Regions from separate parts of the Homo sapiens genome. Here region 2 is linked to region 1. A link is a contact called in ENCODE Hi-C or POLR2A ChIA-PET data. All regions are on one chromosome and are shown on one strand. The core of a region is the stretch at or near the end of the contact, and the rest is flanking DNA. Distances in the headings are between cores, read along the strand shown. Region 1 overlaps MTHFD1L (methylenetetrahydrofolate dehydrogenase (NADP+ dependent) 1 like). Region 2 overlaps AKAP12 (A-kinase anchoring protein 12).

Evidence for each region. A loop is a pair of places that touch in the nucleus more often than their neighbours do. ChIA-PET counts read pairs that join two places held with the same protein, here RNA polymerase II (POLR2A). Pooled maps may share reads with other maps.
Region 2: a loop to region 1 is called in a pooled map, with 2.4 times the contacts of the local background. The contact joins two enhancer-like sites. A Hi-C loop is called at or near these places in 4 of 50 pooled maps. POLR2A ChIA-PET finds 5 or more read pairs at or near these places in 2 of 52 experiments (H1 and HCT116).

Annotation. Positions count from the first base shown.
Region 1 is chr6:150,885,839-150,889,680 of GRCh38, forward strand. MTHFD1L (methylenetetrahydrofolate dehydrogenase (NADP+ dependent) 1 like) reads left to right here. Exons shown (of 28, transcript NM_015440.5): 7 at 2,007-2,143. Among named protein-coding and RNA genes, the nearest start is that of MTHFD1L, 22 kb to the left of the region's middle. Within about 2 kb of position 1,678, at least 3 of the 41 ENCODE cell types and tissues checked have a DNase peak (open chromatin) inside an H3K27ac peak, as active enhancers do.
Region 2 is chr6:151,283,788-151,287,629 of GRCh38, forward strand. All of the region lies in intron 2 of AKAP12 (A-kinase anchoring protein 12), which reads left to right. Among named protein-coding and RNA genes, the nearest start is that of AKAP12, 46 kb to the left of the region's middle. RefSeq lists enhancers at 315-364, 375-424. Within about 2 kb of position 1,609, at least 6 of the 41 ENCODE cell types and tissues checked have a DNase peak (open chromatin) inside an H3K27ac peak, as active enhancers do.

The sequences.
Region 1 (3,842 bases), core at 428-2,927:
TATTCTGATATCCTTTTAGGATGTTTCTAGAAGATTCTAATTGAACATAGAAGTGATATTTCACGTTGACTTTTTTTATTTTTCTCATCTTTTGGGAGATACAGATGAATACCTAGAAACTTTTTCTAGTAAGACCATCTTATAAATTAAAAGAGAAATTAGTAGAGATAAACGATTAGCCCTGTTTTAAACATGCTCAATTTCTCTCATGAAACAGTCAAAATAACCACAGTAAAATATGCTTCCAGTTTCAGCTTACTAAATCTATCAATATGTAGCCTTAGATAAGACTTACGTTGAAGACTTAAATGAGGCCAGGCACAGCGGCTCATGCCTATAATCTCAGTGCTAGGCGAGGCCAAGGCCAGAGGATCACTTCAGGCCAGGAGTTCGAGACCAGCCTGGGCAAACATACTGAGACCTTGTCTCTACAAAAAAAATTTAAAAATTAGCTGGGTATGGTGGTGTGCACGTGTAGTCCCAGCTATGCTGGAGGCTCAGGCGGGAAGATCGCTTGAGCCCAGGAGTTTGAGGTTACAGTGAGCTGTGATTGCACCACTGCACTCTAGCCTGGGCAATATAGCAAGACCCTGCCTCAAAAAAAAAAAAAAAAAAAAAAAGAGAAGAAGAAGAAGCCGGTAGATGTAGTTTAGGGCACAGGAGCCTAGGTTGGGATTTATTGGTGAGCAGCTTGCTTTTCAGTAGTCAGGACTTAATTTCCATTGTTGTCCCCTTGACTTGGCGTTTTTATGTCAGTGAAATAGAAATGAATATTTTCTCTTTCTTCATTATTAAGTTTAATGAGTAAATTACTACCAAGTATTTATATATTTAAGGGCTTTCTGAGAACATAAAGATTCAACTAATTGGGCCGGCACAGTAGCTCACACCTGTAATCCCAGCACTTTGTGGAGCCAAGATGGGAGGATTGCTTGAGCCCAGGAGTTTGAGACCAGCTTGGGGAACATAGGGAGACTCCATCTCTACCAAAAAAAATTTTTTTTTTAATTAGCCAGGTGTGGTGACTTGTGCCTGTAGTCCCGGCTACTTGGGAGGCTGAGGTAGGAGAATGGCTGGAGCCTGGGAGGTCAAGGCTTCAGTGAGCTGTGATCACACCGCAGCATTCCATCCTGGGCAACAAGCAAGATCCTATCTGAAAAAAAAAAAAAAAGAAAAGAAAAAATTCAACGAACTAAATCTTTTTCTCTACTCCAGTTTGAATAGAAATGAAGCAAATGCCCCTCCCTACCCCTGAACATCCAACAATCAAAGAAAAATTTCAAAAATATATGGCAAAGTTTTATTAAAAGGTTAACATTCAGGATATATATGCTTTTTGGACAGTAATATTAAGCTCAAATCTATGAAATAATCCATATATACAGTGCTTTTTCATTACGTGGATTATCAAGATGAAGATTCTGAGCCACTTCATTAGAAAGTACTCAAAGAAAAGAGTAAATTAGGCTGGTGAGTTATAGTTACATATTGTGGAAAGAAATTCAGCAACAGGAATTGGAACCAAAAGGGTTTGAATAGAGAATTTTTGTTGATTACAACACCCCACTCCTAGTTCCTAGTCATTGTAGGTTGGTGCTGAGAAAGTTCAAGTTTTAAAAGGGTTTTTTGTTGTTGTTGAGACATTCTTGCTCTGTTGCCCAGGCTGGAGTGCAGTGGCGTGATCTTGGCTCACTGCAACCTCTGCCTCCCAGGTTCAAGTGATTTTCCTGCCTCAGCCTTCTAAGTAGCTGGGATTATAGGCATGTGCCATGACGCCTGGCTAATTTTCTATATTTTTAGTGGAGGCGGGGTTTTACCATGTTGGCCAGGCTGATCTTGAACTCGTGACCTGAAGTGATCCGCCTGCCTCAGCCTCCCAAAGTGCTGGAATTATAGGCATGAGCCACCACACCCAGCCTAAAAGGGTCTTTTTTTCTTAAGATAAAGTTCTTAAAGGAAGGATCTGAAGTTTTGAGTATAATATTGAATTTTCATTTGGTTAGTAGGTGTCAACCTAGATGGAAAGAAGATTTTGGTAGTGGGGGCCCATGGGTCTTTGGAAGCTGCTCTACAATGCCTGTTCCAGAGAAAAGGGTCCATGACAATGAGCATCCAGTGGAAAACACGCCAGCTTCAAAGCAAGGTAAATTTCATGTTAGAAACATACATCTTGAAGGCTTCTGTTAGAACAGAAGAAAGTCTAGAAATGTATAAGCTAAGTGCTTAATTCAAGAAATTAGAGGAAGAAAATTGAATAGACCCATATCCATTAAAGACATTGAATGAGTCTACTCACCAGACAAACAAACAAGAAAAGGCAACAGGTGGTTTTACAAATGAGCTCTATCAAACAAAGAACAGATCATTCTAATACAATCCTTTTCTCCAGCAAATGGAAAAAGAAGGAACGTGGCCTAACAGACTTTATGAGTGCCAAAACCAAAGAAGGGTAACATGCTAAAGGAAAATTAACAGGCCAGTTTCAGCTATGAATATAAATGAAATAATCGTGAGCGAAATCTGAGAACACCAAATACAGCAGGAAGTAGGGTTTATTTTAGGATTTCCAGGTGATTGAACATGAGAAAGTCTGTCACTGTAATTCACCACATTGTGATTAAAAACTAAATTCTCACCATAGTAAGTACAGAACAGTCATTTGGTAAATCTAATATGCATTATGACCTTTTGAAAGTAATTATAATTTTGATGAAAATTATTAAGAAGACCCATATAAAAGCAGAGGTATCATCTTCATGGAGAAGATGCAATATCTTAAAGATACTAATTGTCTGCAAATTTTGTAGAATTTGACAGTCTGATTCTGAAATCCAAATGGAAGCATAAAGGACAAAGAGAGTCAAGACAATTTTGTGGAAAAACTAGGTGGGAGACATTCCCAGCCACACAGTGTGAATTATTATGCACTTACAGTAATTAGGATAATATGGTAGACAAACAGACGATCGGAACAGAAGAAAGTGGAAATTTATGCATATATGGAAGCTTGAGAGCAGGTACCACAGATCAGTGGGGAAAAGATTAACTATTAAAGGCCGGGCGTGGTGGCTCATGCCTGTAATCCCAGCACTCTGGGAGGCTGAGGCGGGCAAATCACTTGAGCTCAGGAGTTTCAGACCAGCCTGGCCAATATGGTGAAACACCGTCTCTACTAAAAATACAAAAAAATTAGCCGGGCGTGTCGGCGCAAGCCTGTAATCCCAGCTACTCGGGAAGCTGAGGCAGGAGAATCGCTTGAACCCGGGAGGCAGGGGTTGCAGTGAGCCGCGATCGTGCCACTGCACTCCAGCCTGCGCGACAGAGTGAGACTCCGTCTCAAAAAAAAAAGCTAAAACATTAACTATTAAAAATGGTGCTGACTTAACTAGTTATGTATATGAGTCTAGCATAGGATTACTAACCTGCCACTACATATAAAAATCACTTCTATATTAAAATACCTAAATGTGGAAAGCAAAACTGTAAAACTTATAGAAAAAAATATAGGCGTATGCATTTAAGAGGTTGGCGTTGGAAGGATAGCTTAAGAGACCCCAAAAGCACAGATTGCTAAAGAAAAGGTATATAAATCTGACTGCATCCAAATTTTTAAAAACCCCAAAGTTTTTCTTTCTGAAAAGAAGTTCTTAAAAAAGTGAAAAGACAGCTATAGTGTAGAAGATATTTACAACAAACATTTAGCCAATAATTAGTGTCTTATAAAAGATTCCTACAAATCAGTGAGACAAAGACAATCTGTTAGAAAAATGGACACATGACAGACCACTAACAGGTGAGGAACCCGAGGTTTAAAAGACACGTGAAAAGCTGTCTGGTTTCCT
Region 2 (3,842 bases), core at 359-2,858, 400 kb after region 1:
TCACTGACATAACCAAACCTCAAATCCGGGAGTCATTCTTTTTCCGTTGGCAAGTCCCGCAGGCCTCATCTCCAAAGACATTTCACATCGACCCATTCTGTCCACAGGGCCTTCCCTGGCTTCATTTCTCCCCTGAATGGACACAGCAGCAGCCTTCCTGCCTCCAGCTTGCTCTCCTTCAGCTCCTCTCTGCAGGCAGATTGCTGGTTTGGGGGTTTTTAGGGTTTGTCTGTGGTCAATTTATATCTGATAAAGCGAGCAAGTCTTAAGCGTATAGCTTGGTGAGTTCTTACAAGGTGAACGCACGAGTAACCCTCTCCCAGGTCAGGTTGGAGAACCTCGCCAGTGCCCCAGAAGCCTCCCTTGCATCTCCTCCTGGTTATTGCTCCATTACATTCTGACTTCTGTCTGCACAGATCAGTGTCACACATCGTTCACCAGGTATGCAGTGATCTTTGAAACCTGCACGTTGAGTCATGTCGTTACCAGAACTCCTGGCATCACTTCCACATTGCACTCTTTGCCATTGCCTGACATGAGATAAATAAGAATGCATGGCTGGGTGTGGTGGCTAACACCTGTAATCCCGGCACTTTGGGAAGCCGAGGTGGAAGGATCGCTTGAGCCCAGGAGTTTGAGACCAGCCTGGGCAACATGGCGAAACCCTGTCTCTACAAAAAATACAAAAAAATTAGCTGGGTGTGGCAGTGTGCGCCTGTAGTCCCAGCTACTTGGGGGGCTGAGGCTGGAGTATTGCTTGAGCCTGAGAGGTCAGAGCTGCAGTGAGCCATAACTGAGCTACTGCACTCCAGTCTGGGCAACAGAGCAAGACCCTGTCTCAAACAAAACCGAAACCAAAAACAAAGAATGAACACATGTCGATGTCTTATTTCTCTCTTCCCTGCCATTGGTACTTTTTGCCTATTCAGATCCAGCTCAAAACTCAACTTTTTCTGGTACACTTTCTCTTATCAACAGAACTGAAAGAGACCCCTCCCTGTTAGTACTATGTGTCTTAGTACTCTGTCTTTGATGTGTGGCACTTCCTTTTGACTTGACGCATCCAGATGACATAGGAACCCATCACAGGGATTAATCAAATGTTGACTAACGCATGGGGACCCAGGGTGGAACCAAAGCTTTTGCAAAATGATGAACATTCAGAGGCTTTGGAGAGTGAACTTGGAGGTCAACAAAGAGAATGAAATGCAAGATGCAGTATGAGCATGTGGTGGGTCTGGACTGCAAGATTCAGGCACTTTATTTTAGGAATAGTTAATGTGAAGAACATGATTTATGAACGACAGAGTGGGGAGTGTATTGAGACCAAGTAAGACTAATGCTCCATTGTGAAAACTTACATATCAAAGCAAATATATTGTCCCCTCTGTCCCCAGAAGCAATAACTGGAAACAGTTTTAGAGGACATAACCTAATTGGTATAAAAACTTTTCACTCTCAGAACTATTTTTCCCATTGTCATAGGAGTGGATACCAAATAATGTTTTCCTGTCTTGGCAGTGATTCACATTACTGAGTTTGCTATTGAACTATTTTTTCCTTGCCAGGAAGTACACATCAGAGAGCTGCATTTCACTGTGTGTGTGTGTGTGTGTGTGTGTGTGTGTGTGTATCTATTTCAATCTACTGATTACCAAAGAGCTTATAATTCTTAATGGAGAGTTTGTGGAAAAGATGAAAAAAGGATTTTTTTAAAGAACAATAACCAGAAAGTTTGAGACAATTGAGTATTATAGCAAAGTCCTTTCTTGCGGTGACTTCTCTGGTTGTAATGTCTTGGGTTAAAAAAAAAAATCAATTTCATGCAAAAAAGGGGGGAGGATTATGTAAACAAAAACAAAAAAATTTAAAGTATCACAGTCTATCATTTGGGTGAGTTGTGGAGGGGAAAAGAAGTCATTTGTACAGTTTGATGAAGAAATAAATGTATTTTCTAGTTTCTAAGATAATCTGTGTATGCTCTAAACTTAAAGCACATCATTTCCTGTAAGTCAGTATTTGGTTCAAAAGTGCAAAGGCTTTATGATTGATCATCTACATCTATCACATGATTATCTTCTGGAGGTGATAATTTTTTTTTTTTTTTGAGACGGAATTTTGCGCTTATCACCCAGGCTGGAGTGAAATGGCGCAATCTCCGTTCTCTGCAACCTTCGCCTCCTGAGTTCAAGCGATTCTTCTGCCTCAGCCTCCCAAGTAGCTGAGATTACAGGGGCACCACCATGCCTGGGTAATTTTTTTGTATTTTTAGTAGGGACGAGGTTTCACCATGTTGGCCAGGCTGGTCTTGAACTCCTGGCCTCAGGTGATCCACCTGCTTTGGCCTCCCAAAGTGCTGGGATTACAGCCATGGAGGTGATAATTTTTTTAAAAGATTAAGGCAACAGCAATTTGAGAGTGAGTCATTGATGGGACACTTGTTTAGGGAAAGCCCTTTTTCCTGCAGAAGCAAACTTGCTTCAGGAATGGCATCAGGCTGAAAGCATTTTCTTTGCATTTCAAATAAAGTTGGCAAGAAAGCTGGCACCTGTCTGCTCCATTTCTGTGCTGTTACTACACACATACGTTCTACTTTGCTTGCTGTCAAGGTTCAAGATCAGTAACAGCAGGGAGGGGGCATTTCCCAGAAGCCCACACGACTTCATGAGGAAGCGCCAACCCTCGCTGGATGGGGCGTCGGCTTGCATTCTTCGGAAACAGAAAACAAAACAAAGAAACTCTCCCTTTCTAGTCACTCACATGTGAATATTGGAGACTGTTTCACTAGCAGTTATAGTCTATACTTCTTGAAATCATTTAGTTTGCTTACAGATCTTGAACCAAGTGGTTAAGGAATGAATCCTTTCCATTGAGGTATCCGTTATCTATTATTATTTATTTAAGCGCATATGAACCAAACGAGCCACTTTGTACTCTGTCTTTCCAGGCGTCAAAGCAGGGTAAGTTGCCCCTCTTGACTGAGTCCCGAATGTGGTCTGAGTCAGAGAAGGTTAGAGCTCAGAGCTCGAGAGAGTTCAGGTCTTTTACAAAACAAAACAAGTCAGGTGAGAACCAAAGCTACTGCTGTTGACTTGACCAAGGTCCCACAGTTGTTGGGGTGGCAGCGATGGGGTAAGCATATTTTCTTTTTCTTTCTTTTTTTTTTTTTGAGACGGAGTCTCGCTCTGTTGCCCAGGCTGGAGTGCAGTGGCGTGATCTCGGCTCACTGCTCACCTCTGCCTCCCGGGTTCACACCATTCTCCTGCCTCAGCCTCCCGAGAAGCTGGGACTACAGGCGCCCGCCACCATGCCCGGCTAATTTTTTATATTTTTAGTAGAGATGGGGTTTCACCGTGTTATCCAGGATGGTCTCGATCTCCTGACCTTGTGATCCACCCGCCTCGGCCTCCCAGAGTGCTGGGATTACAGGTGTGAACCACCACGCCCGGTCTATTTTCTTTTTTTTATTTTGATTTCATTTTATTTTTCTGAGACGGGGTGTTGCTCTGTTGCCCAGGCTGGAGTACAGTGGCACAATCATGGCTCACTGTGGCCTCAACTTCCTTGGTCTCAGGTGATCCTCCCACCTTAGCCTCCTGAGTAGCTGGGACCACAGACACAAGTCAGCACGCCCAGCCAATTTTTGCATTTTTTGTAGAGTTGGGATTTCACCATGTTGCTCAGGCTAGTGTCTAACTCTTGGACTCCAGCGATCTGCCCACCTCGGCCTTGGAAAGTGCTAGGATTACAGGCGTGAGCCATCAGGCCCGGCCATGTTTACTTATTAATATTTTAAAGAATTATGAGGAATGCTTTTACACCGTTGGTCGGAGTATAAATTA